Linked DNA regions of Homo sapiens: regions 2 and 3 are each linked to region 1. The links are chromatin loops, found by intact Hi-C in ENCODE. Cell type or tissue: heart right ventricle. All regions are shown on one strand. Each heading gives the region's core, and the rest is flanking DNA. Links, peaks and the distances in the headings are about the cores only. Region 1 has its middle 180 kb from the start of LINC02461. Region 2 overlaps PRICKLE1 (prickle planar cell polarity protein 1). Region 3 overlaps PRICKLE1 (prickle planar cell polarity protein 1).

Region 1 (10,545 bases), core at 3,276-8,275:
GTCATGTTCTGTAAAATGCTGTGAGTCATACAGATCCAGCAAGCACTTATCACTTCTTATCATCAGCCTATGTGGACTCCGAGCTTGGAGAAAACAAGCATAAGGGTCTAAAGCCTGAAATGATTAATAACATAGTTGAAAGAGATTATAAAAGGAGAATTCTTTCTTGTCATTGGATAATCTGTTATAAGCTATTTGGGCTGTATCTACATTTAATAAAATAACTACTTAATTCAGTAAACCTGGTTTAAAAATGTGCAAACTAATAAGTGTAAGTCATGTAAATATAGTGTAAATAAATATCATAAATATAGTGATTTGCATAATTTTAAACCAAATGTTCCCTGTCTGTGAACTGCAGGAACAAATTTAAAAGCCCCAGAGGGGGAGGAGTGTAACAGAGGAGTAAGAGTGTAACCCTAAAACCAGACCGCCTAGGGTCGGATTCCCAGCTCAACAATTAGCTATACAGCCTTGAGCAGGTTGATTATAATTGCTCAAGGTATACCATTAGCCTGTATACCACTAACCTTGATTGCAGTATCAGTTACTGAGTATATACATTTGTCAATACCCATTTAACTAAACACTTAAGATCTGTGCACTCTGTTTTATATAAGTCATTTGCAATAAAACAGAAAAAAATGTTTAAAAATAGCATTCCTATATGAAGAGAAAAAAATCACAATAGTTATCACGTATGTTTGTTACAGGGATTAAATAAGATAACACATGTAGCCCATTAGCATTGCTGCCAGTTTAGTATGATTTACAAAAAAAAGAAAAAAGAAAAAAAGATAACACATATAAAGTACCCTACAAATTATAATTATTTGAGTAAGGGACCAAAATTTTGCAAGGTAAATATTACTATCCTTTTTGTTTATTTGTTTTAAATTAATGAGGAGGCCTGGAGCGGTGGCTCATGCCTGTAATCCCAGCACTTCTGGAGACTGAAGTGGATGGATCACTTGAGCCCAGGAGGTCTAGGCTACAGTGAGTTGTATGGCGCCACTGCACTCCAACCTGGGTGACAAAGCAAGACCCTGTCTCAAAATAATAATAATAATAGGGCTGGGTGGGGTGGTTCATGCCTGTAATCTGAGAACTTAGGGAGACTGAGGCAGGTGGATCACTTGAGATCAGGAGTTCGAGACCAGCCTGGCCAACATGGTGAAACCCCGTCTCTACTAAAAATACAAAAATTAGCCAGGCGTGGTGGCGCACGCCTGTAATCCCAGCTATTCTGGAGGCTGAGGCAGAAAGAATTGCTTGAACCCGGGAGACGGAGGTTGCAGTGAGCTGAGATCGTGCCACTGCACTACATCCTGGGTGACAGAGTGAGACTCCATCTCAAAAATAAATAAATAAATAATAATTAATTAATGAGGAAGCATAGTCTTAAAAATTTATACAGTCATCCCTCAGTATCCATGGGAGATTCATTCCAGGACATCTGATGAATACTAAAATCAACAGATACTCAAGTCCTTGACATAAAATGGTGTAGTATTTGTATTCTCCCATATACTTAAAATCACCTCTAGATTCCTTATAATGTATAATACAATGTAAATGCTATGTGAATAGTTGTTATACTGTATTGCTTAGGTAATAATGATAAGAAAAGTCTCTACGTGCTTAGTACAGATGCAATTTCAAAAAAAAAAAAGTGTTTGATCTGCCATTGGTTGAATCCATGGATGTGAAGGGCCGATTGTACTAACTTACCAAAGATTTGAAGCTGAGTTTTAAATTCTGATCTGTTGAATGTCAAAGTTTTCTTCACTGTAATAGAAAATTACAATGTGGACCCTCTTTAGGAAGTTTGGCTGGATCGAATGAACGGTTTGGTATAAATCCTGTTCTTTTCTTGTAGTTTAACCATGGGAAAAGCACTCAAGTGATTCAAATGTTTTAGTAAAAATATTCTGAACACAGAAAATTCAAATTTGAAAGTTTACAATTGAAAATCTTAAACTGGATACAGCAAGGGAGGGATGAAAACATTATGGAAAATGAGAAATTCATTCTTGTTGTCTGTTAAATACTAAGGGAATATTTTGCTGTTTCAAATCTGTTTAGAACTGGTACTTTTCAGATGGACAGCCTAATAAATGGTGGTAGAAAACAGATAAACTTTGTGTATGACTTTTTGGAGAAATATACATCAACATGAAAAATACATAAACATAAAATTAGGTACAAGCTATGTTAGTTATATGGTTTGAATAAAAAGAAAATCATTATGAAATATACAGCTTGTCTGTATGAACCTATTTCCAAATGACACTTTGTAGGTTATGAAATGTTCACCTAAAATTACCATTTGTATATAAAAGACTTACAAAAAAGTTCCCAAATTTCTTCTAAATCACAGTTGAATTTAGTTCCACTTTTTAGCTCATCTCCATTTGCCATACAATGAAGGTGATCCTGAGAATTAAGTAGCACTTTAAATAATGTATTATCAGCTTTGATTCTATATTAATATCATAAACTCATTCATGTCTTAAGAGTCATTCTCTTTGATTTTTGAAATTCTGACATTTTAATGAAATTATGTAAAGGGTTTGACTATTCTTTTGGAAAATCTCATTTAAAATACATCAGTAGCAGCATCTTTATGTAAAAAAATCAATGTTTCTGTCATTTATTCATTAAAATAGTACTAGCTACATGTTCAGAAAGAAAAAAAAAACCTGTGCAAAGTGTGATTGGTATAGAAAGGCATCCTCAGAGAACTTTCAACTTAGCAAAGGGAAACAGAATTCATACTGAAATGACCATCATAGACATTAATATTTAAGGATGTCATTTAATACAAGGGCAGTAGGCTAAAAGTAAGAAAAATATTTCTGGAAAGGTAGCTTACTCTGAACATAGAAAGTTCAAACTGAAAGTTTGTAATTAAAAATCTTATATTTGATACAGTGCTAATACAGAAGATTTAACAGAGAGTGATTCAATGAGAAAAACTAAAATGAGCAGAGACACAAAAACACAAGAGCAGAGACCCAAAAATAGGAAAATAATGAGAAGATTAATACCAACTGGTATAACTACAAATTTTAGCTAGTAGAGAAATAGGAGATAAACATTAGAAAAGATGGTTGGTGGCAGATTGGAAAGGTCTGAAATGCCAGAATAAAAAATTTAGACTTTTATTCCCCAGGTTGTGAAATGCTGGCTTTATCTTTATTCTAAGCAGTGTTTTTCAAAGTATGGTCTTAGGAATCTTGGGGTCCTCAAATGAGTCTCATGAGGGGTTTTATGAGGTCAAAACTATTTTCCTAATACTATGACAGTAATAGCAGTTGTCACTCTCACTGCCCCAGAGTTTTCAGTGTAGTTTTCCAAGATGTGTGAAGTAATGTAACAATCCAGGTGTCTTCTCTTAAGCAAGACATTAAAGAGATTTACAAAAGCATAAACACTTGCCATTTTTCTCAATAATCATGTTTTTGTTTTTGGAAAATGTTTATTTTTCATAAAAATATATTATTTATATAAACATGTAATGGTGTATTATAGGTATTTGAAAATAAATTAATACATATTTTTAGAGGTTCTCAGTTTTTATTTCTCAACTAAATAAAAATATATAACCTACCTAAACAAAAGCTCTTTGAGGTCTTCATTATTTTTAAGAGTTTAAAGTGATTCTGAGACCAAAATATGTGAGAATCCTAACAGTAATCTGGTCTTGATATAGACTCAATCATGACCTCTAGTGGATATATCCAGCCATTTTGTAAACTTGGGGACATCAGATTCAGTCACCAAAATTAAAAGAAAAAAATCATTTGAAATCTCACTGTCATTTCTTCTTGAGAATTCGTTCATAATCTTCTACCATAGGTACCAAATCTAGTTTCAGGTACAGTGGCTAGAGCTAGGGTTTTCCAAGGTATCCCTGGATCACCTGCTTCAGAATCACCTGTGAGATAGGCTTACAAGGAAGATTCCTGGGCCTTTTCTAGAACTTTCAATCAGAGTTCCTTGTGATGCAGCCCATCTGCATTCCATCAAGAACCCCACAGTGTTCCTATCAACACTGACATTAAGATTCTTGTTTCAGTATATTTGTGCTGTATATTTGTGCTGTACTTAAGAGTTTACAAAGAATCACCAAAAAATGGTGGTTAAGACTTACATGGAGTCAAAGACTTTTGCTCACTTGTAATTTCAGTGCTCACAGACTTAGGTGCTTTTCCACTAGAAGATATATTGTTATCAGGCAGGCATTTAGAACCTAAAGTTGATGGGTCTGTCCAAAGATAAGAAGTACCTACATGTCCCTATTGAGACCTTAATTCATCAGAGAACCACTCTACCCTCATGAAGGAGGAAAGTATGAGTCAAACCTGCACTTCTAAGACTAACATGCAAAAGAATCACTAGAGACTGCAAAGCTTAAAATATTTACTATCTGGTGATTTACACAAAATTTGCCTACCTCTTGGTCTAGATCAATGCTTTCTAAGTTAACAAACAAATAAATCTTCTAGGGATCTTGTTAAAATGTAACTTCTGATTCAGTGGATCTGGGGCCAAGATTCTTATTTCTAATGAGCTCCCAGGAAATGCTGCTGAGCTGCTGGCCACCTGAGAGCAGGTTTGAAATGCAGAACCCCAGGCCTGAGGGCATGCCCACTGACTTGGCAGGTGCCTTTCACCAGGAAGCACAGGTAATCTTCATGCCAGTGAACGATTACACCGGAAACATTGGTGCAATCTACCAAAAAAAGAGCATGGTTTTTGACTTCTGACAAAGCTGCATTGGAATCCCACTCTTATTTGTTAGGTGTAAGAATGCAGCATACAATTCAAACTCTCCTAACATCCTCTTTTTCCTCTTTAAAGTGATGACAAAAATACTTTATCCACCCACATCTTAACCTTGTTGTGAAAGTGCAACGAGACAACGGAAACAATTGCTGAATAATAGCTAACACATACTGATGGCTAAACCACTGCTGTGAATAATTTACAAACAAAGAAATCAAGAAACTGACAAAGAAATAAGAGTAGTGGAACAACTTGTTTGAATTCAGGCAGAGAAGGGTAGAACTGGTATTCATTCTTGGCTCATATTATCTACTCCTGCCCTCTTAAAGGCCCCCCAGCCCTGTTCAAATGTCTGTGTTGATGACTTCTATCATGATTTGTGAACATATTCTGAGACACATCTCTATGCACAAATGAAAGAAACCTACAGTCTGGGCCAATAGGAAAAATGTTGCAAACCTCAGTACACACACCTGACCTTGCCAAAACATCAAAAAGCAATGAAGTAAATCTAAAGTTATCCTGATCAAAATCCTATGTTAGGACAATTTTGTTTAATGAAGATTAGGCTACAAAAAAAATCCAGCAATAGTCTACTTTTATGATGACTATATTACATGCTGGAGGAGATAGCAGTGTAAAAGCACCTCAATTATCTAGTTTCCTTGTCTTTAAAATCACCTTAGAGATTGCTCTCAGGGCAGTTTTGACACCAAAGCCTCCATCTGCTTATAATCTCCCTTGCCTTCTGAGAGCTATTTCAGTCCTTGCTATTTTGCTCAGCAGGAAGTCACCATCCCTGCTACTCACTTTCATTTTTCCTTCCTGCCCTTATTAGAGGTCACAGTCCTTGAAAGCTCTTTGGAAAAGCTTTATAAAAGGCAACAGCATCCTCTACTGACTGTGACTCATAATGTCAAAGGGGCACCAACTCCAGCATTTGAGCATGATTTGTGTTACTTCTGCTTTAGTACCCTTATCAGGGATTTTTTTATGTCCTTATTTTATGCTGATTTTCATATTAAAATGAAACATTGGTGTGTGAACTAATTTTAAGTAGTAAAATAAAATGGCTTTCAGCAGAATATTACACCAGGTGTTGTTTTGAAAAACATAATTCTTTGCACATGGCATGGCCTTTTTTCAGAACCTCCAGGGCTTGCATTGTGATTCTTTGCCTAAGTCTTGTCACAAATTCCACATGACATTTTTCTCACCATTGATACTTCCAGCACCATAGGGCCTGTCAGATCACATGGTCCAAGTGGCAGGGCTGCCTGGACCCCAACCTGAATGAGCTATAAGCCCTTTCCCATTCTAGACCCAATTCATAGAACTCACACACTGTCCCATAATTCAGTATAAGAGCCAACGCAGTGTTTTTAGTTGTAGAATATGTTGCCTCAGAACCCGAAGAAGTCTTCCAGCTATTTTGCTCTCTTTTTCATGGTAAGAGCTGTAAGATACGAAGGTTTGATTTTTATCAGGACAGGATGTCCCAGCAGAGCTCTGATCACTAAAATCCCTAAACTCATAGGTTTCTGTCAGGTTTCTGACATTTTTATGGGGTTTATCTCCCCTCCTCTGCAGTGGGTATGTTTTATTTAACAAGACCTCCATCATCCACTTCTTGCTCATCTAATCCAGTCTACATATAACCATCAATGTAATGGATCAATGTGATGATCAAAGATGACCACATGATCCATATTTCTTTGGAGTATGACTGTCACAGAAGATGAGAAAATTAATACAGTCTTGAGGTGAAGCATAATTGTAAATGTAACTTTTTGGGTCCAATCCATGTGATTATTAACTATTTCTAATCTTCTTTCCTTTTGGGGATAGAAAAGAACAAATTTGGTAAATCAGTGGCTGCAGACCATGTGTCTGAGGTCATATTAATCTGTTATAGCAAAGATACCACTTCTGCCACCAAGACTGTGTTGACAATTACTATTTGGTTGAGTTTGTGGTAGGCTATAGTCATCTTCTAGGATTCATCCAGTTTCTTCAGCATACAAACTGGTGAATTAAATGGAAATAAGATGGGAAACACTATCCCCGGAACCTGGATTCATTAGATCCTTAAGGGCACTAATCTCTGCCATCCTCCCTCAATATCACTACCTCCACAATGTGATAAGACTTCCAGACTGGGTGTGAGATTTGGAGACCTCCATCTTCCCTACTATGACAAATCTCACCCCACAGGCCAAGGACCCAATGTGAAATTGTACCAACTGCCATGTGTTTCAATCCCAGTTGTACCTTCAGATTAGAGGAATGATCACCAGGTGGACCTATGGATCTATGGACCTAGCGAACCCCATATAAATCAGAACATAGCCAGGATTCCATTTATTATCTGGACCCCATCCTAATGGTTATGATGACATTTCATGTCTCCAGATGTAAGTATTATCTCAGACACAGTATCTAATGGTCTCTGAAATGCATAGACGTTCCCATTTCCTTAGTGCACAATATCTGAGTAAATGTCCATAGATGTTTCAGAGGAAGGATTGGGAAAACTATTAGCATATAAATTCACTGGGGTTTGGCAGTCTTTCCTCCTGGGGACCAAGCCACTCCTCAGTCAATGGGTGTTGAGTCTGAAAATTGCCTCAAGTCCAAAAATTTGGCAAAGAATGACTGTGCTTGGCCTCTTTTGATGTCTTCTACTGGTAGACGCTGAGTAATGCCCTTGTTGACTCCCCTCATATTTTGACCCTTTAGATAACGTGTTCTGTTGACTATCTCCATAACTCTCAGCAGGGCAGGCCCCCTCAAATGCCACTTCTCCAGCTTCTGCCAGTACATGTTGGCTAGGTCTTGCAGCTCCTTTGGGAAATATCTCTTTTCCTTTGTTATAAAGCCCAGTAAGTCCCTAGCTGGGTCATGCTGTGACTTAATCCTACTTATAGGTCCAGTGTCCTAGTGCCCAGGAGGAGAGGGAAGGGCAGATCCAGAAAGAGGTACCTAAAACTTTGTGGAAGAGGGGCCTCTGCATCATCTTCCAGAATGCAGGGTGTACTGGTTCATACTAGGGAGAGGCTGGCCATTCCTGTAGGCTCAGAAAGTTCAGAAGTCTTTCAGTTCAAAACATCTGGAGGAATATCAGGCCAGATGATTCTCTTCATGTGTCCCAGGGTTTCCCAAACAGGTCCTATCCTTAGTTTGTCTTCTTTTTGCTTCCTTTTGTTGCTAACATTGATCTTACAAGCTGTGATCGTGTTTTGCTTTTATTTAAAATTACAAAATATACTGAGTCTTTCTCCAACCTACAAGTTGTTTGGAAGTTTTGTTTTTAATATCCAAATTAAATTTTCTGACACCATTACATTTTCACATTTTTTCTTGTAGTTCTGTCCATTTTTACTTTTTATATTTTGAAGCTATGAGTTTGGGTGCGTGGGTTCAGGATTGCCCTAAGTTTCTGATAAATATTTTCTCTGGTTGTGTCAGAGGCATTTGAACCAGAGTGACTCCATCTTGAATAGGGGCTGTGTAAAATAAGACTGAGACCTATTGGGCTGCATTCCCAGGAGGCTAGGCATTCTTAATTACAGGATGAGATAGGAAGTTGGCACAAGATACAGGTCACAAAGATCTTGCTTATAAAACAGGTCGTGGTAAAGAAGCCGGCCAAAACCCCCCAAAACCAAGAGGGCAATGAAAGTAACCTCTGGTCATCCTCACTCCTCATTATATGCTAATTATAATGCATTAGCATACTGAAAGACACTCCCATCAACAACATGACAGTTTACAAATGCCATGGCAACATCAGGAAGTTACCCTACATGGTCTAAAAAGGGGAGGAACCCTCAGTTCCAGGAATTGCGCACCCCTTTCCTAGAAAACTCATGAATAATCTACCCTTTGTTAAGCATATAATGAAAAAATAAAGTATTCTTACACAAGCAGCCCATGCTGCTGCTCTGCCTATGGAGTAGCCATTTTTTATTCCTTTACTTTCCTAATAAACTTGTTTTCACTTTACTCTATGGACTCACCCCAAATTGTTTCTTGGGCAAGGTCCAAGAACCCTCTCTTGGGGTCTGGATCAGGACACTTTTTCAGTAATAGTTGTTTGTAATAACTGTCTTTACCTTTTCCAATGCTTTAGGCTTAAAGAACATTTTGCAAATTTTAGTAATTCTACAAGGTTCATACTTACCTAAAATATCTCTTCCTCAACCCCTTATTTTTAACTTTTTCAATCACTACGTTTTATATGCATTTCTTTAAAGCACATAAGCTGGACTTGAAAAACGAAAACAAAACCAAAATTACTGATATATCTTGATTCAGTTTTACTGCCTATTTTGTGCTATTTTTTACCATGCTTTCTCTTTGCTTATTTTATTTTCCTCCATATCTCCTCCCTTGATGAAGTTTTGTTTATATTCTCTTTCTCCTATCCTTGTTTAGAAGTTAGAACTTTCAATAGTCACCCTTATAATTTTAAACATGCTTATTTAACTAAAGTCTGAATTTTATCTCTCTACTTTATTCCCAAAGAAAATGAGATCTTCAGAAAGCTTTAATTACAAATCACCCTCCTACCTCTTTCAAACTCGTTGTAGGTCAGCATTTTAATTTTTTAAAAAAGGACATTTTTATTGTTAGTTTTTGCAGTCAGGGCTTATTCAGATTTACACAAATGTTAACTAAATCTTTGCATTTACATTCTGAGATCCATGCCTTTACTACTGATGTAAAAATTTTAATGGTCAGTAAAGGGTCCATGAGTAGGTCATTGAGCAAGGGTCCATGAGTAGGAAACACAGTCTTTGTATGAAAATAACTTTATTCCACATTTATTGCTATTTTTCTGAGTATACAACATTAGAATGACTGTTCATTTCCCTCTGCACTTTGAGCTTGGCTATGCATATTGTGGTTGCTGCTGCTCTATCTTATCCAGCATCTCTGCAGTGAGGGGGAGGCCTATGTTACCCCAGCTCACAGAGTGGCTGTAACCAGAAGGTTTCTCTAAGAAAAGCCTTTGATTAGAGCCTCTTCAAGTTCGGATTTCCTTTCCTTTCAAACAAAAAAAATTCTAATTTTTAAAGCTGGCTTTGTCTACTCATGTGTTGAAGATATGAGCAGGGTTTATAAAATATTTTCCCACTACACAGCCCAAGTCTAAATGAACCAGATTAATTCTTCCTCTTTGTCCCATTGTACCCTGCACCAACTTGAATTATAGCACTGTCACAACCAAATTCACTTACTTTGCATATGCCTAGCTCCCACACTAGAATGTAAGCATGATGAGGGTTGAAAAGTTACGTACTTAGAATTGTATCCCTAGCTCTTCATAGGGTACGTATATAAACAGTGTTTCTTAAATGAGGCAATGGATAAACAAGTTATGTTTTCTTTCTTTTCTTTTTTTTTCATAGTTAGGGTCTCAATCTGTCTTCTATGCTGGAGTGCAGTGGCACAATCATGGCTCACTACAGCCTCAAACTCCCAGGCTCAAGCAATCCTCCTGCCTCAGCCTCCCAAGTAGGTGAGACTACAGGCATACTCCATCATGCTCTGATAATTTTAAAAAATTTTAGTAGAGATGGGGTCTCACTACGTTGCCTAGGCTGGTCCTGAACCCCTGAACTCATGTGAGCCTCCTGCTTTGGCCTCCCAAAGTGTTGGGATTATAGGTGTGAGCCACCGTGCCTAGCCAGTGATGTTTTCAACAGTGGGAAATCTTAGACCTACTTCTGAATTTCAGTGGCTGTACTA
Region 2 (8,236 bases), core at 2,230-7,229, 860 kb before region 1:
AAGGGAAATGCAATGTGAAGGAATACTTTTTTTTTAAATAAGAAATGTTTAATTGAAAACCCTTATCAACACAGAATTAAAAAATATATATAGGACATTAACCTTTCCACAAAAGGTTTAAACTTGTTAATTGCCACTTTTACTCTCCATTCTACATGCACTCAACTCAACTGCAGGCCTGAATGACCATAAAGCATTCACTCTGGATGCAGGGGCTGGGAAATCTCAGGAATTTGTAGGTTCCTGATCATTGGTGGGTGGCTGCAAACACTATAAAAACCAACTTGTGTTAAGTTTATTACACTGATACTCTTTTCTCTCTTTCTCTCAAAGAATGGAAAGCTGTATTCTCTGGCCAAATTTTAACTAAAGAAAGGCAAAAGGGAGCCCTCGCCAGTGAGGAGTTGGGGTTTATGAGCAGCATCTCAATGCTTCTCATGCATTTTTTCTTCTTTTTTCTAATTAGCCTTCTTCCTGCTATTTTACCTCATTATCATGTGGTGGTAACTGGTACAAAAGCTGTTTAATCCGATGCTTCTCTCCGGGGCTGTTAACGTAAGGAACTTTTTCCTCTGGTAAGCAAGCAAAATAGAGCTGGATCTGCAAAAGAGACAGTGAGAATGGCATCAACATACAGAACTGAGCATCTCAGCTCACTTAATCTTTAAAAGTTACCTTTCCCTAGGTACAGGGTTTGGCCTCTTGTAGCTAATGAGAAGACCAGCTGAGCCAACTCAGCAGAACTGCAAACCTTCAGATAACTAGCACCCAGCTGCTAAATTGCTCTTCAGGAATGTAATTTGTAGTGACAATTAGGGACATCATAAATTATGCACCATAAAATATGCACATTTAAGACCACTCTTCCCGGTGGTGTGGCTCACGCCTGTAATCCCAGCACTCTGGGAGGCTGAGGCTGGTGGATCACCTGAGGTCAGGAGTTCGAGACCAGCCTGACCAACACGGTGAAACCCTGTCTCTACTAAAACTACAAAAATTAGCTGGGCGTGGTGATGCACGCCTGTAATCCTAGCTACTCGGGAGGCTGAGGCAGGAGAATCGCTTGAACCTGGGAGGCAGAGGTTGCAGTCACCCAAGATCGCGCCACTGCACTCCAGCCTGAGTGACAGAGCAAGAATCCGTCTCAAAAAAAAAAAAAAGACTACTCCTCCTCAGCCAGTCTTCCAAGGGGTCAGACAAGAGATCAGCAAGAGAGAGAGTCCTGGGTGAATCCTGCAAATTACTACACAGACTGTGTGAAATGGTCCAAAATCCAGCCACTACACGAACACATTTAATTTGCTCTCTGAATTTTACACAACACAAAGACAAAGGCTGTTTTGCTAAATGTTGTAAACTCTTCTTTATCAGGTTCTCTCAAACATCAGCTTTCTTTGCTTCCATGAGTGCTATTTTCTGAATACCTGAAGTCAGCCTCCCCAGGCAAACTGGAGAGAAGCCACATTGAGCTGTACTTTGCTCACTCTGAAAGGAAAACTTAATTTCTGCTTGTTTGTTTTTCTGATGTCTTTAAAGGAACATCCCTTAATGAGTACTGCAAAGGATACTGCAGAGCTGAGAAGGAATAAAAGAAAAAAAAGACAGGAGACAGGAATTTAGGGCCTGTCTACTTCAATACCTTAGTACCACACAAAACCTACCCACTCTAAGTTGTAAGAAGGGATTCTCTCTAAGTAGTTTGTCAAAATATTGCTTTTCTAACTGCTTCACCAGCACTCCACCCTCTCCCCATTCTATCAGCTCTAGAAGCTTTTTACAGTTATAAACACTTACTGAATATCAGCTACATGCGTGCCAGGTACTGTGCTATGCCATGGATAAATAAGGATACCCTATTCTCATAAAACGTCCCACCCTACAGGAAACAGAACCCTAACATCAGAAGCAAAGCAACCACATACCCCACTGTCAACTTTATTTTCAAATGATGCCTCTGCTCTTTTAATAATATCGCCAGTGATTTTCAACAAGTTAATCATTGTAAAGATATTGGGAAAATTAAATAGGCATATGGAATGTTCTCATCTTCCCTAAAATAACAATACAAACAAAGCATAAAATTAACTCTTTAATTTTTTTTCCAATCCCTGTGGTGTAAGTGACAGGCTCTTTTATATGCAAAGTTATCAAAGGTCAAACGTCTAAGCAGTAACACTTCAGAGGGTTTCTGATAGCTCACTATCTCGCTTCCAAAGCAAAAGCATTGCTGAGAACTGGCATGGAAACTTTTCTCTTTTCTTTTATTGCCTTTTTGTTGTCACAGAAGTTTTTTAAAAGGGAAATTCCTCTCACTCTCAAGAGGGATTCATCCGAAATACACATAACCAATGCATATGTAGTACTCTGGATTTCATTCATTAGAGCAAAAATGGGATCCTTATGAGGCTTCTGGAACCATGGGTACGACGAGATTGGAAACTTCCATTGAGAAACTAAATATGACCTTCAAAAGTAAAACTTCAAAGCCATACAAAGAAGAATAAGGACTGAGGAGGGTGGTATTCCAGCATCTCAGTGATGTTCTATCCATTTACAAAATAATGTTCTAAAGTCTGAACTCACACTGAAAAACAAAGAGTAAATATAGGATGATGAAGTTCCTACCTGCTCTGGTCTCAGGCCCGGGGGGACCCAGGCGTACTCCTCCAATGCACAGCCAGAGTCATCATCTGATGTGGAACTTCTCTGACAGCCAAAGGCCAGTTTGCTCATCTTGGGCTCCATCTCCAAAGGCATAAAGTTTAAAGCCTGGTTTCTCAGTCACAGGACATCAAACAATGGCTGCTGTGAACAATATAAGAAAAAACAAAGACATCTAAAACCTGAATGCATTTCTCTTACCCCCGACCCAGAGCTTTTATTGAATGCTGTTAACAGACAGCTGGGCCCAGAGAAAGTAACCAAATTACTACTGTCACCACCCCCAGGCCCCAGGCCCCCTGAAATTTAAAATTTAGAGCTATATAATTTGGTAGTAGTCTCTTTGCCAGCTCAGAATTTCAGAACATGCCACCAAAGCTAGTTTATTTCCAGGAGCCTTTAAAAGGTGCCTCTCTACAGTCGATTCCTTAGAAAAGTTCTCAAGAAAGTTGATGTGTTGACTTTCTAACTTGCCCACAAATCCTTGTGACATACTGTAAGTTGTAGAAAGAAGTGTCGGGGTCAGGCTACCTGCCTTGCCCACTACTATGCCCCAGGAAAAATGGCTCAAGACCCCACTCGGCACCCCTGTATTTCCTAAGCAATTTTTCCAACTGAGGCAGTGCTGCCTCCTGAGAGTGGGTCCACTCAGCCAAACTGCTTAGGTTTCAGATTTCTAATTATGTTTTGTAAGACACTAAACTGAGTTTACACACAAAATAGAAATAGCACAATTAAATCCTTATACTGCACATTAAATCCTCAAGCCTTTACTAAGGGCTAAAGTCAGTCAGACATTCATCAGTGAGTTCCTTCAACAAACAGTCACTGAATACAGTACTATGTGAAAATAAAATCCAGCTTGGTGACTGTTAATGTTTAATTGCATCATAAGCAGGCATTCGCTGAAAAGTTATGCAGTCAGTGCCTAGTATGTGTGAAATGTCATCAGCCTGCTATGGGCAGAGTAAGATGTAAATCCTCCTCTGAATAAAAAGCCTCCTTGGATGAAGGGCTATAAAAGTGTCAAGACAACATTCCCTGCCCTAGAACCCAGGAACTTTGCTATCACCATTTATGTTCTTTGTATCTTCTGATTATTAAAATCATCCCTCATCCCAGGGCACAAAGAAAAAAATAATAATAGCAGAACTTTCAGAACCAGATGGAGAGATGGAGCTTTTTTATACCTGGGCCTTTCACCCACAAAAAAATGATGTAAAGAAAGAAAATTATAGATAATTATCCCGACCCAATGATTTTAGAGAAAACAAGATTCAGGAAAGTCAAGAGACTTGTCCAAGGTCATATGGCTAAAAGCCAGAGTCTAGTCACACATACACACTGACATGTCAGACTTCCAAAAATTCTTCTGCCTCAATAAACATTCTTCCATCTCAGGAAGGATGTCAAAAAAAAAAAAAAAGTTCTCATTTGCTTAAACAAGTGTAAAAGGCAGTGAAAAGCCATACACTTTCAGCCTGAGACTAAGTCATTTTTCAGTGACTATCTCAATTCAACTCTAAATACTGAGTGTTGGAAAATACTACCTATTAAAACCTTTGATTATTGGCCGGGCGTGGTAGCTCACACCTGTAATCCCAGCACTTTGGGAGGCTGAGGCAGATGGATCACAAGGTCAGGAGTTTGAGCTCAGCCTGGCCAACATGGTGAAACCCCGTCTCTACTAAAAACACAAAAATTAGCCAGGCGTGGTGGTGGGTGCCTGTAATCCCAGCTACTCGGGAGGCTGAGGCAGGAGAATCGCTTGAAACCGGGAGGCGGAGGTTGCAGTGAGCTGAGATTGCACCCCTGGACTCCAGCCTGGGCGACAGAGCGAGACTCCGTCTCGAAAAAAATAAAATAAAATAAAACTTGATTAAAATTTATGGTTTTTCTTTTATAAATGATAGGACATTGAGAAAATTAACATTGTAACAGTTCATAAATGAAGGGCAAGCACCTCATAGCTACAATCTTTATTAGCAGTAGGAGCAATGCCACACATATATTATTCCAACTAATAAATTTAACTTTCATTCACCCTGAACAAGAAGTGAAGATGACCTCATTTCCTACACTACCATTGGGAGGTTATGACCTTTTAAACAAGGCATCATTTCACACAGGTGCGACTCATTCATGTCTTGACTAAGGAAAGGCTTTCTAAACATAGGCGTATTCCTCTGACTCCTCAATAAAAAAGGATGTGTTAATGAGTCAGAAAATGTCTTGGATATTTTGAAAAAACCACTCCCACATGTCAAAGGAAGAGAACCAGAGGTTAAGAATTTAATTAGTAACTCTAAAACTCCTACCAGGAGAATGAGTGCCTTCAATGAAATTTAACCCAAATCATGAAATATGAACATCTGCCCCCTGCTAAATCAGGCTAAGCAGGGAGACACTAAGGTATTTGCTCTGCAGATTTACAAAGAACATAAATATTAAATAGAACCTAAAAATTAAATGTCACTGGATTATAAAACAAGAGAAAACATCACAAATTAAGACAAGCCATGGATTTTCCAAGCCAGCACAAAGATACAGATTGCCGAAGATGTGAATTACTTTTACAGCTGTACTCCCTGATTAGCCTTTTTGTGAAAAATGTGCAGTAAATTACTATCCTAATCAAGGTAAATCAACGTTAGCACTACATGCCACCATCCCACCATCCCCTCCTCCCAATCACCTGGAAGTTCTGGCCACATCTCAATCTTACAATTCCCACAAGTTCATTCCAGCCTTTCAACAAATTACACTGAGGATTGACTGTCATTCATGCACAAAGTAAAGAGTCCAACTGAAGGACATGAGTGACAATACCCTTTTCATTACAGGCATGGCTTTCTGTTTCATTTTTTAGCAGATGGCTAACTTACTTCTCCATGCCTGGCTGGTACCATTAGTGTTACGGCATTTAATCACTGCATCAAGCAACCCACGGTAAGTGGTGTCTCATTTAACAGATGGGGAAACTGGGCCTCAGAGCAATGTCCCTCAGGGTCAATTGCCCAAGGTCAGTAAGTGGTCTTAGGACCGGTCTTGGCTGTGATCCTAAACCCCTGCAACCCCACACTGCCTCCAGGGGGGGAGTGCTGATGGAGCCAATTCCTTTTTCTTTGGTGAATCAGCCAAGCTACCTGCGCTGCAGACACACAAAATGACACAACTGGAAGGTAGTCCACTTTACCCACGGAAGGCATTTTAAGGATATACAGTCAAAAAGGATTGTAAAAATTCAATGGCCTCATGAGCACTTGGTTCAGAGTTTATTCACTGACGAAAGTTTTTCTTTTTCCTTTATATCAGAGAATACTTAAAATGACAAAACCATTCACTCGCAAGTTCTCAGAGCTCATCAAAACACAAACATTAAAAAAATGTTGGCTGGGTGCAGTCGCTCACACCTGTAATCCCAGCATTTGGGAGGCTGGGGGGGGGCGGGGGCAGACCACCTGAGGTCAGGAGTTCAAGACCAGCATGGCCAACCTAGTGAAACCCCAAATCTACTAAAAATATAAAAGTCAGCTGGGCGTGGTGGTATGTCCCTGTAATATCAGCTACTCAGGAGGCTGAGGGAGGAGAATTGCTTGAACCGGAAGTTGCAGTGAGCCAAGATCGCACCATTGCACTCCAGCCTGGGTGACAAGAGCAAAACTCCGTCTCAAAAAAAAAAAAAAAAAAAGTTATATGGCATGGCCTCCACTGGGACCAGGCTGTGCTAAGAGTTGCTACATCATCACTAGCAACTTCTTTTTTCTTTTTTCTTTTTTTTTTTTGAGTTTTGCTCTTGTTACCCAGGCTGGAATGCAATGGCGCCATCTTGGCTCACCGCAACCTCTGCCTCCCAGGTTCAAGAGATTCTCCTGCCTCAGTCTCCCAAGTAGCTGGGATTACAGGCATGTGCCACCACACCCAGCTAATTTCATATTTTTAGTAGAGACGGGGTTTCTCCATGTTGGTCAGGCTGGTCTTGAACTCCTGACCTTAGGTGATCTGCCCACTTCGGCCTCTCAAAGTGCTGGGATTACAGGCGTGAGCCACTGCACCTGGCTAATTTTGTATTTTTAGTAGAGACGGGGTTTCTCCATGTTGGTCAGACTGGTCTCAAACTCCTGACCTCAGGGGATCTGCCCGCTTTGGCCTCCCAAAGTGCTGGGATTACAGGCGTGAGCCACGGCACCTGGCTTCTAGCAACTTATTTACCTGATAACACGAAAACTTCAATTTAGATTTTTCTTTTTCCTATTTATCTGTCACCCAGGCTGGAGTGCAGTGGCACAATCATGGCTTATTGCAGCCTGTCTACCTCCCAGGTCCAAACAATCCTCCTACCTCAGCTTCCCAAGTAGGTGGGACCACGGGCATGTGCCACCACACCAAAGTTTTTTGTTTTTGTTTTTTGTAGAGATGGGGTCTCCCTATGTTGCCCAGGCTGGTCTCAAACTCCTGGACTCAAAATATCCTCCTGCCTCGGCCTCCCAAAGTGCTGGGATTACAGGCGTGAGCCATGGCACCTGACTTCTTTCTTATTTTTAAAGATTGCTTGTACTTGCCAAGAGATCCTGAGAGTCTATTCTTAAGTATATCAGTCGGGTAAAGCAGTGGCAGCTAAACACAGTTCTTACGCTTGTAAAAAGTTACACTAAAAATTATAAAGACGTGGCCAGGCGCAGTAGCTCACGCATGTAATCCCAGCACTTTGGGAGGCCAAGGCGGGTGGATCACCTGAGGTTGGGAGTTTGAGACCAACCTGACCAACATGGAGAAACCCCGTCTCTACTAAAAATACAAAATTATCCAGGTGTGGTGGTGCACACCTGTAATCCCAGCTACTCGAGAGGCTGAGGCAGGAGAATCACTTGAAGCCAGGAGGCAGAGGTTGCGGTGAGCCGAGATCACACCATTGCACTCTAGCCTGGGCAACAAGAGCAAAACTCTGTCTCAAAACAAAACAAAACAAAATATATATATATACACATATTATATATATGTATATACATATGTATATATGTGTATATATGTATATACGTATATATGTGTGTGTGTGTGTGTGTATATATATATATATATATATATATATATATATATATATATATATATATATGACCTCACAAATAACCCTTCCTTAGGCATTTAAAACACTATATGGTATTTACTTTTGTAGCACAGAAGGAAGAAGGGAGCCTGGCCATTCCTTCTGCTCTGGGTCATGGCTGAAGGTCTTCCTGAGGATACCTAACCATGGTTGAATGTGGTCTGCCAAAACATCATGCTTTAAGCCAAGCATATGAGACCACAGGTAAATCAGACCTAATAGAAAAATTCTAATAACTTTATTTTCAGGTATTGTCTCTTAAGGTTGATCACATGAAACGGGCAGAATCAGGTTTAAAAGTAGGCTGCATTATAATGGAAATAGAACTATTCAAAGTTGGGGTTATGACAGAGTAAAACTTTTTTTATGATGCTTCTTTTTTCTTTTGTAGAACCATGCTTAGATGAACTAACAGTGGCCCTGCCCTATACTTTTTTTTTTTTTTTTTTGGTACAATTTTATTTGGACGTT
Region 3 (10,545 bases), core at 1,073-6,072, 860 kb before region 1:
TTTAAAGTTGTTATTGAACGGTTCTGGGGAATGCCAAAAGGAGCCAACTGACATTTATTCCATTAAAAGCCAGAACTTAGAAAGAAATGTAGCCACCGGGTGCAGTGGCTCATGCCTGTAATCCCAGCACTATAGAGGCTAAGGTGGGTGGATTACTTGAGGTCAGGAGTTCGAGACCAGCCTGATCAACATGGTGAAACCCCATCTCTACTAAAAATACAAAATTAGCCGGGCATGGTGGCGCATGTCTGTAATCCCAGTACTTGGGAGGCTGAGGCAGGAGAATTGCTTGAACCTGGGAGGCAGAGGCTGCAGTGAACCAAGATCATGCCATTGCACTCCAGCCTGGGCAACAAGAGCGAAACTCCATCTTAAAAAAAAAAAAAATTCCATTATTCATCTCCTTGCTTTCTTTCGTGGTGGCACGTGTAAAAATTATATGTGATTTAGCCTTCGGCTGATCATTTGTTTTCATTTTGAGCACAGTAGAAAACACTGGCTTCGGGATTCAAGAAACAGAATGGCCCCTGACCCATACATTTATGATAACTAGCAAACTTTTTGTAGGTTTTTTTCTCCCTGCTCTCATAATGTTTTGATCCCTGCTACCTGTCTCTTATTAAGGTGCCTTTCTCTTTTGCCCACAGCCAACAACCTCCAAACCTTTCAAAATTTGTTGCTTCCGGTATTAGGCAACCATTCTTTGAAAAAGTTTGTCTAAAAGTACACAGAAGCTGGGCATATGCCTATACTCTCAGCTACCTGGTGGCTGAAGTGGGAGGATTGCTTGAGCCCAGGAGTTTGAGACCAGCCTGGGCAATACAGCAAGACCCTGTCCCAAAAAAAAATCTATGTAGTAATTATGGCATGGACAAGGGCTTAAGGACTTCTCCTATAAGCACAGTAACCACTGGTGAAATAAGATAGCATACAGTGTGAGAAGGTGTTATTCAAACTAAAGAGAAGGTTTATTATTTCGTTATGCTATTTTGGCCACTTGGGGATCATTTCATTTTCTACTGGTCTGTATGCTGCTTCCAGGATAGCTAAGGATTATTATCTTGATTGACCTTGACATATACATAAATGAGCCATAACTATGTTTCTGTAAAGAGCTTAATAAGTCAGCACAGTATATGAAGGTCCAGAGGCAGTGAAGAGTGGACGGTTTTGCTAGAAGACAGATTCTTCCAAAGAAGCAACAACAGATGGCAATGGTGTCTGAATCCTATTTTCAAGAATTACACATTTCAGGCAGAAAACTGTGGGCTTATCACTACAGGCAATGGGAAGCTGCAAAAGACATGAATGGAGACTGCCACAAGATACTTCTGGGTCTTAAAGAAGATTAATATGGTAGTGATGGTCAGGAAAAAGATAAAGAACCTGAGAGGGGCCAATTAGTACACTGTCCCTAAGAAAGCTTACACATAGTGACTTGGGGAGGGAAAGTAAAAGGAACTAATAGGAAAGGAAGAAATTGGGCCAAAGACAGTTTTGAGTATTAGGTGATTGACATACCAATACATAAGTACCTTAGGGCAACTCAGAAGGGGAGTGAGGATTTGAGGGATTTCAGGAGAATGAGTTTAATCAGATACATATTGAGGTTGTAACTGTATATCAGGTCTGGTATGATTCCTATTATTCATAATTTTCTTGAACCAAGTCACCAAATCAAAATCATGCAAATAGAAAACAGTAATTGTCAGGGCCTGCCATTGAAAATGAAGTATAAGGTCATATCCCTAATTACATTTTTTTCTCCAATGCAATCCCACTCTAGTTCCTATATGAAGACTACCATGGCATTGTAAGATCCCTATGAAAAAGTATTTCTTGTGTGAACATGCCCAGGGAAGTTAGAAATCCTCTGATCACCAAAAGCCAGAACAGATACTGATTTGTGAAGTCAGTTAGGCCAACATTCCCTAGGTGTCCCCTGCTGCTAAGTGCCATCCGTGGGCTACAAACTGCTTAACAGCTTCTTTGTTAAACTGCTTGTTAACAAGGCCTTAGTGCATGGAAGATGCAGATCACAGGTTCTCCATTCAAAAGCTACTCCAATTCTCCCAGACTACATATGCAGGTGAATTAAATTTAACTACAGACTAATTTAGCAGTACAGAAACATGTCACACATCCATTCTTTTCACAATACAAAATATACCACCCTTATGGATATACACATTTCCTTGTTTAGGATGTCCTTAACTTCAATCGAGATGTGAATTTTCCAGTAAAAGAGACACTAAACTGTCATTTCTTTAAAGGTTTCACACACTCAAGGGGCATTCAGTGCTTACTGTCTACTAAAGACAAAGTCACTGCCAACAAAGCCCAATTCAATTTCACTTATTTGAAAAATAAAAACATAATGAAGTTATCAGGAGATATTGTTTATGAAACATTCCTTTACTAAGTTTTCCATACGAGCAATTAGTGGCATTAGGCCATATGCCCTTTAGTATTTTCTGTATTTTCCAGGTAAACCTCCGTCCAGCATTTTCGAGGTAAACCTCCATCCAGCTTGTACATTTCCCAACAGCTGAGTGGGCTATCACACATCACCCAATGGTCAAGAAACTATCCATTTTTCCAAGAGGAAATGTGGAACTCTTTCAAAGCATTCTAATTTCATGCACAAGTACATTCCATGACAGTAAGAAACAAAAGGAGGAAACATGACGACAAAGCCTGGTCCTCCGCCAGCGCGGCGCTTCTAGGGTCAGATTATCCGCACACGAGTATGTAAAGACAAAATCCAAAATGCATGCCATGGAATGAGGGGCACCACACAAGGCGGTGCTCTAATGAGCCCATTATTTTCCATAATGGGGGATGCAGATATTTTCTCAAAATCGTGTTCTCCTCAGTCTTCTATTGATTTTTTGGATTTCTATTTTCAACAGTGGCCCGAGGAAACGGCAGCCAGACTTGACTCCAATGTACACACAGACTCAGGTTTCGCCCCGTCACCTGTTGGCTCCTGAACAACACTCCTCTTTGTGAAACTTACAGCACCCATTTGAAACAAGTTTCCAGAGAAAACACTTCAAGAAAGTGTTTGAGAAGTCACAAGACTCGAGTTGTAAAAACAAATTCCACACATAGCCTGGCTTATAAGGACACAGACTAACGGGAAAGGCCGAGCTTTTAAAAATGGGGCTGGAGGAAGCGAGAAGGAAAGGATGTCACCGTACTTTGGGAAAACTCAGCCGGCCAATTCTTGATGGGGCTGCCAGTGATGGCTGCAGGGGGTCCCCTGGGTCGTCCCCATCCCCGCCGCCGCAGCAGCAGAGACGCCTCAGAGCGGGCGTCGGCGCCCCCTGGGCCCCGCAAACTCTGCGCTCCAGGCGGCGGCCGCTGCTTAGGCCGCGAGGGGGCGCCCTGGGCCGTGGGTCGACCGGCTCCAGCCCCTCTCTGCGTCCCCGGCCCCAGGAGCCAGAGGCCGAGCTCAGGACGCAGAGGCAGCGAGCGAACCCCTCCTCGGCGCCGACGCGAAGCCCCGAGAGAACAGTGCCCCTTGTCCTCCAGCATAGAACAGTCGCCTTCGAATTCCCCGTTACCCTCCTCCAGCAGAAAGCCTCGCGCCGCTCTTGGCGCCGTGTCACCTCCACGGAGCAGCACTCGCCCTGCGGCTGGACGGTGGGGCCGAGCAGCCACGGGTCCCCACGTCTGTCCCTCAGCTTCCAACGAGAAGCCCCTCGCCGGCGCGCACCCTGCAGCCCTCCCGCGTTCAGTCCCCGCCGCCGGCTGCCATCCAGCCCTGGGACCCAGACAGCGGCTCCCACCTGCGGCCCGGACAGCGGCCGAGCGCGGCCTGCAGCCCCTCGCGGCGCCGGCCCCTGAGCCCTCGGCGCGCACTAGCCGCCCGCCCGCTCTGCGTCTGAAGGAGGCTGGCGGCCCGGAGCGGGAGCGGAGGACTCCCGAAGGAACAGAGGGCTGGGTGCCCTACGAGTCACCCGCACCCACTCATTTCCGGAGGAGACCCCAGCAGGGTGGGGCAGCAAGCACCGGGTCCCCACTACATTGCAGCGGACCGCGCCCCCGGGTCGCGTCCCGGTGCTGGCCCCGCCTGGCGGGCGAGGGGTCGCCCCCGCCCCGCCGTGACGCACTTTCCCCCCCGGCCGGTCCCCGCCGAGCTCCCTGGCGGCGCAGCGCGGCGATCCTCACCCGCTGCAGCCCCTCAGCAGCCGTGAGGCATCCCACAAAAGGTCCTCCAGCTCCGCAGAGACCCTCGGTCCCTGCCGGCGTGACGGACTCTGCTCCCCCGGGTTGGAGTCACCTCGTCCAGGCCACTGCATCCCCCAAGCCCCAGCTCCGCGTCCTTCCAGGATCCTCCTCTGCGGGGAGAAAAACTCGTCTCCGCTCAGCGCCGGGAGCCCGCCTGGGGCCGGCGATCTTCAAAAGTAATCAGAGCCCGCAGTAAAAAAAAAAAAAAAAAAAAAAAAAAAAAAAAAAAAAGTAACCATTTCGTTTCCTGCCGATCCCGCCCTTCGATCCCAGCCGGACCCAGCTCCCCGCTCCCGCCCGCGGGCGGCGCCTGCCCAGCCTGCTCCCGCCGCCGCCCGCTTTCCAGGAACTGTCACTGCTGACCGTGCCCCTGGCCGATCTCCACGAGGTCCCGCGCGCACAATTCCTCGAAAAGTTACCCACCCCCTTGGCCAGCCTAGCGGCTCGAGCACCTACCGCCGCCCGCCCGCTCCATTCTCCCGAGCCCAGTGAGTGAAGCCGCTAAGATGCAAATACCCTAGGACGCTTATGTAAACTTCCCCCTCCCGCAGGTGCACGCGCGGGCCACGAAACGCTGGGAGAATATGAAAGGCCACCTCTTAAAGAAATCATCTCCACTCTGCCCATAACAATGATGTCAGCAAATGGCACATTTAAGCAAGTTCTCACTTAGAAGGGCTCATTAGCATATGAATTCTCTTAGGACTTTCCCTGCATTTCGGAGTGATTCCTACTGCTTAGCGCAGGAGATTTATTTTTATCAGTAAATAACAGCAAAGAAAAGGAGCCAGGTCACGCGATGTACTAACTCAAGTACACTACTGAGAGTTTTTACAAATAGGTTAAGTGAATATCATTATTCAAACACAAGGAAGTGTCCCATACTGAAGCTAATCTTGTTTCTGAGCTATTTGTAGGTACACTGAGAGAAAGTGGAGTTTGGCTTCAGTTGTCTACAGAAAGGGTCAAGAGAAGCAAAACATATCCTCAAAGCAAGCCCAGAAAAAAAATGATAGATTAGTACTCATCAGTAGAGGTCTAATCTCTTCTGAACTACAAATTTTAGTTTCCACTATAGCCTCCTTATCACAAGGTGATAGAAATACCAAGAGAATGAAGGGGAAAATGCAATATTTAAGAGCTTCATCAATTTGTAAAATATCAGTAAATAAAAGCAATTTAAAGTGGTCACCAGTTCCTTTGGTATCTTTTTTTTTTTAAGCTAAAAAATAATCCTGTACCATCAGGATTCCTTGGGATTGATTTGCAACCTATGTGGTTCTACAGTATACACGTGAACAATAGCTCATTGTAACTGTGATTTAAAAATACATAAACAAGTTGCCATAAATAGATCAGTCAAGTAAATCACTCTGTGGCCAAATTCTGTTATCTCAGCTACAAAGTAAGGCAGCTGAGAAGTTTTTTTTTTTTTTTTTTTTTTTTTTTTTTGTTACTCTCTTAAAGTGGCAGAAACAGAAAAGTTGTGGCTCTGCTGGTAGACTAGTTTGGAAACACTGATTCGGACAACACAATTTGTAATTCAAATAGACTCTTTATTGGCCAAATGGATTCCGGTTTTGAAGACGATTCCCAAAACGTTCTGATATAGAACTCTTCTGGCCTTAGGCCTAGTTTAGGGATTTGTGGGAAGACTTCAAAGGTTACCATTTTCCTCTGTGGATCTGTAAAATTAACCATGAATACCTAGGTCAGATTTCCTTTTTCCTACTTCACTCTGTTTGGGCTTCCTCAGGGAAGATTTCAGCTACCTACCTATAGGAGAAATGCGCAATCAATTATTGATTTAAATCAAACTCTGAAATATCATATGATTATGATAAAGGGAGTATCAGCAGGTGAATACATTAAGCCAGGCAGACCCTTTTTGGAATAGCTTTTAAAGGACAGCTACATTAGGCAACAAAATACTTCCAACTACAAACTATAGCAGCACTTATCACTATTAAATGTCAGCCATTGTAAATGTGCTTCCTCTAACGCAGTTACTTGTAAATACGTTTTGTTATATTTTCAACAGGTACTGTCATGGTTTATTACCCATTGTAAGCGTTTTTAGTGATGAAGCAGTGTGGAGACAGTTGCAAGCTTCCTACAAAGGTTCAATCTCAATGAAACAGACTTTAGTCTGGTCTGAAAGGGGTTGTTATTGTCAAGGGTGAACTTATGCAGAATGGAGAGCAAGGCCCCCAACCAGCATCCTTTTGTTTCAGCCAGGTGGAATATTCATGCTTGCAGATCACACTTTAGGGGCCAGTTGAGAAAGGAAGCCCAAAAATTCACAGGGCTTGGTTCCCTCGCTCCATCCTGGTCTTTGCTCTAAGGTCATCTCTACAGAGAAGGCTTCAACTCCCTAACTAAAATATCACCCTCCCTCCATTTGCAATATTTGTCTGCAAAGCACTTAGCATTGCCAGGTATTTACATGTCTATTTGTTTATCGTTCGTTGTCTTTCTCCTTTCCTAGAAGCTGGGGACTTTGGGGACTCACTACTGTATTCTCAGCACCTAGAATGATGCCTGGCACATAGCAGACAAATTTAATAAACATGAGTTAAGTGAATGAATGATTCTCAGACATTATTCTTCTCAGGCCCTCATAAGTATACTATACCTGTACAAGTCTGTTTCTAATCTAAAGTCAAGCTGAACTACAATGTCCTAATGGAGGAGAGGATAATAGAAAATCAGAAATATGCCAAAGGCAGAGAAATAAAGAGGCAGCATTTTGTTTGTCAAATGTCAGCCAGCTGCGTTGGGTCTGGTAGAAAGAGATAAAGGACACAGTACAAAGCCAACTTTGGCGCTAATCCCTGGTTCTTCCATGTTGTGTATATAGTGACCCTGAGGTCTTTTCTGCTCCTTGCCTTCATTTTTTCCCTTCTAAAAAGACCTCCTTTTTAGTTTTAAGGGTAAGAGTTAGTTGCTCTTGGTATCAGACATTTGAAAGGATTTATAACTACTGTAAGTTCCAGCAATCTAGGAAGAATGTATTTAAATGATTAGATGTCTTTCAGGTTTCTTAATAGAAATGAGAGATCAAAGGCTCTGATAATCACAAATGACATCTAACCTAAATTTGAGGGGCAGTTGGCAGATGTAGTATTAAATAGGGTGGCAGTTCTAGTTTTCAATGCGAGCATATTCCAGAACAGCAGTTTGGTTGTTCTGACTATGTAGATAGGTATCTAAAAGAATCACAAAATCAATCATACAAATGTAGAGTTCACAAAACCCTTGGGATCCTACATCTTACCCAGATGAAGAAACTAATATCCAAAGGAATCACTGTAATGATATTTTGTTTCTTTCCAAATTTGTTACTGCTGAAAGTTTATGCCAAATGTGTTACTTTCTTGTCAATTTTAAACATTTCTGTTGTATCCCCGATTGGTCATTATACCCTGGTGGGTCATTGAACATTTGCAAATTCTAGTTACCATTACCTGGGTCTGTGGCATCCCCAGGGAAGGGCCCCAAGGCAGATACCAAGCTCTTCTTAGGGCTAACAGGCATTATAAAGTTTTATAATAGGTTGCAGTTTCCCAAGGTCTCCAATTACTCTTTCCCCTTTGATTATATTTAAAGCAATGTGATTAGAGAGCACTGGTTCTTTAACGTTTTCTACACCCAATCCCTCTTTAGATTTACTACTCCAATAATCCTAGGCACCCATCCCCTCCCTGACCCTCCTTCCTTTGTGAGGGAGGTAAACTCTCCCTTCACAGTACCCTGATGCACTGGGTTTGAAGTTAGGAGACTTAAATGTCTATTATCTGTCAATTACTATGTGACAATGGGAGGAATCACTTCTCTAAGGTGTTGTGTTTTTCATCTCTAAAAATGCTGGAGTTTGGATTAGGTCAATGTTTAGAACTTTTGAGGAGAGAACACAATCCACTTTCCAACTAAAACAAAAAATCTCGGCCAAGCGTAGTGGCCCACACCTATAATCCCGGCACTTTGGGAGGCCAAGGCGGGTGGATCACTTGAGGTCAGGAGTTCAAGACCAGCCTGGCCAGCATGATGAAACCCCATCTCTACTAAAAATACAAAAATTAGCTGGGCATGGTGGCGGGCGCCTGTAGTCCCAGCTACTTGGGAGGCTGAGGCAAGAGAATTGCTTGAACCCAGGAGGCAGATGTTGTAGTGAGATCATGCCACTACACTCCAGCCTAGGTGACAGAGTGATACCCTGTCTCCAAAACATAAATAAATAAAATGAAATAAACATCTCGATATAGAAACAGAAGTGTCACTGCTTTGTTGAAGTTCTGGACTGGCTTCCTCCTGACACTCTCCCACAACTCTCCTCACCCCTGTTGTTCCAAGGCAGCCCCCAGGCACCTCCCTCTCTAACTAGATGCTCCCAGAAGCTCCACCAGTTCTAGTATTTCCTGGGTCTCTAAAGACTCAATAGCTGATTATGACACTAATACCAGATAGGTGTTTACAGCTGTGCTGTCTGGAGTCCACAGCCCAAGTTGTGTGGGAGAATATAGGACCAGGTCCGTTCATTGACCTTGTTCAGGGTTGTTATCTACTACTGAAGACACACTGCCATCTTTGCCCACCCTAACCCTTACTCCCAACTATTCTGAAATACTCCTTCCCCCAACCCAGGAAATGTTTGTTACTTTTCATGAACAGATAATTAAACTAGCATTCAGCTTAATTGAATAAAAAACTTTAGGTTCTGACCTTAGGCTCTGCAACCCTCTCAACACCTGTCCATCTGTGGTTTGATACACTCTTAAATTTCACTACTGAAAAGCTACCAAAATGTTAAGAAACTAAGAAAATATATTCCAATAAATATTGAGAGAGCTGTACCATGGCAACATATCCAACATTTATTAAATTGCAAACCCCAGTATACAGTATAATCATATTGTTATAAGTAATATTTGGTAAGCTGACATATACATTGCAAAATTATTTAGATACTATAAATACCAAACCAGTAGTATGGTTTCCAGGGGAGGGCAGATTATAGGAAATTATCATTTAAAAATTATATTGATAAAATAAGTGAATTTTTATATTTTCACATTATATGTAAACCTTTTCTCTATCAATCTATCTTTTTTTTTTTTTTTTTTAAGACAGAGTTTCGCTCTTGTTGCCCAGGCTGCAGTGCAATGGCACAATCTCGGCACACCACAACCTCCGCCTCCCAGGTTCAAGCGATTCTCCTGCCTCAGCCTCCTGAGTAGCTGGGATTACAGGCATGCGCAACCACGCCTGGCTAATTTTGTATTTTTAGTAGAGATGGGGTTTCTCCATGTTGTTCAGACTGGTCTCGAACTCCTGACCTCAGGTGATCTGCCCACCTCGGCCTCCCAAAGTGTTGGGATTACAGGCATGAGCCACCACGCCTGGCTGTATCTATCTATCTATTTGAGATAGGGTCTGGAGCTGTCACCAGACCCTATAAATATTTATTTATTTGAGACAGGGTCTCAATATACTAAAATATACTACAATATTAATATATGGAAGAAAAGTTTGAAAGCAGAAATTAACATTCCAAATTTAAGGCCGGGCGCAGTGGCTCATGCCTGTAATCCCAGCACTTTGGAAGGCCGAGGTGGGCAGATCACTTGAGGTGAGGAGTTCGAAACCAGCCTGGCCAACATGGTGAAACCCCGTCTCTACTAAAATATACAAAAATTAGCCGGGCATGGTGGCAGACGACTTAATCCCAGCTACTTGGGAGGCAGAGGCAGGAGAATGGATTGAACCCAGGAAGCAGAGGCTGCAGTGAGCCAGATTGAGCCATTGCACTTAAACCTGGGGGATAAGAGCGAGACTTCTCTAAAAAAAAAAAAAAAAAAAAAAAAAAAAATTCCAAATTTAAGTATTAGTTGGTATGAGAAGATACCTGAATGCATACTTCCTCTCCATGCTTTCTTCCTCCCAGTCACAAGCTTCAAGAGTGGACTCTCTGCTGCATTTACTTATAATACTGTGAGAAGGAGGGTGTCACCAGTCCCACATTTCCATAGAGCCAGACATAGTGGGACAGGGGCTGTCTGATCCCTCATGCATCCATCCATGGATTCACTGATAGATTCTTTGGCTGAGATGTAGGGTATTACTTGTTGAAGGGCACCACTGTTCGACCTAGACCTTTCCCTTGACTTAGAGACTTCGCATTCTAAATCCATATTCTGTATCTTGATTTATTCCAAAAAGAAGACAGAGAAAAATACACAAAAAAGTGAGGAAAATAAATGACTGGTCTAATTTTCAGAACTACAGAACAAACCATGATACATGGTGATT

Evidence for each region. Peaks named below come from ENCODE experiments on the same cell type or tissue, not always from the same donor. Only the 100,000 strongest peaks of a DNase experiment are listed, where the experiment ranks them.
Region 2: it touches region 1 in a loop (3-fold over the local background); 47 of 110 quality-filtered maps call a loop at or near these places.
Region 3: a loop joins it to region 1, with 14 times the contacts of the local background. A loop is called at or near these places in 47 of 110 quality-filtered maps.

The regions. Positions count from the first base shown.
Region 1 is chr12:43,333,423-43,343,967 of GRCh38, forward strand. No RefSeq gene overlaps it. Among named protein-coding and RNA genes, the nearest start is that of LINC02461, 180 kb to the left of the region's middle. In heart right ventricle, for the core only: CTCF peaks have their summits at 3,726 (motif pointing left), 3,930, 5,683 and 5,887; no DNase peak of the experiment used is centred there; H3K27ac peaks cover 1,779 bases.
Region 2 is chr12:42,469,760-42,477,995 of GRCh38, forward strand. It overlaps PRICKLE1 (prickle planar cell polarity protein 1), which reads right to left. Exons shown (of 8, transcript NM_153026.3): 2 at 2,626-2,805; 3 at 487-600. The coding sequence starts at 2,757. Among named protein-coding and RNA genes, the nearest start is that of PRICKLE1, 120 kb to the right of the region's middle. RefSeq lists an enhancer at 5,582-5,651. In heart right ventricle, for the core only: no CTCF peak of the experiment used is centred there; no DNase peak of the experiment used is centred there; H3K27ac peaks cover 2,450 bases.
Region 3 is chr12:42,479,582-42,490,126 of GRCh38, forward strand. All of the region lies in intron 1 of PRICKLE1 (prickle planar cell polarity protein 1), which reads right to left. Among named protein-coding and RNA genes, the nearest start is that of PRICKLE1, 100 kb to the right of the region's middle. RefSeq lists silencers at 1,182-1,382, 3,332-3,401, 3,792-3,841, 3,912-4,171 and enhancers at 1,696-2,307, 3,522-3,641, 4,358-5,266, 6,056-6,795. In heart right ventricle, for the core only: CTCF peaks have their summits at 3,361 (motif pointing right) and 3,560; DNase peaks (open chromatin) are centred at 2,710, 3,390, 4,290, 4,640 and 1 weaker place; H3K4me3 peaks cover 3,770 bases; H3K27ac peaks cover 4,842 bases.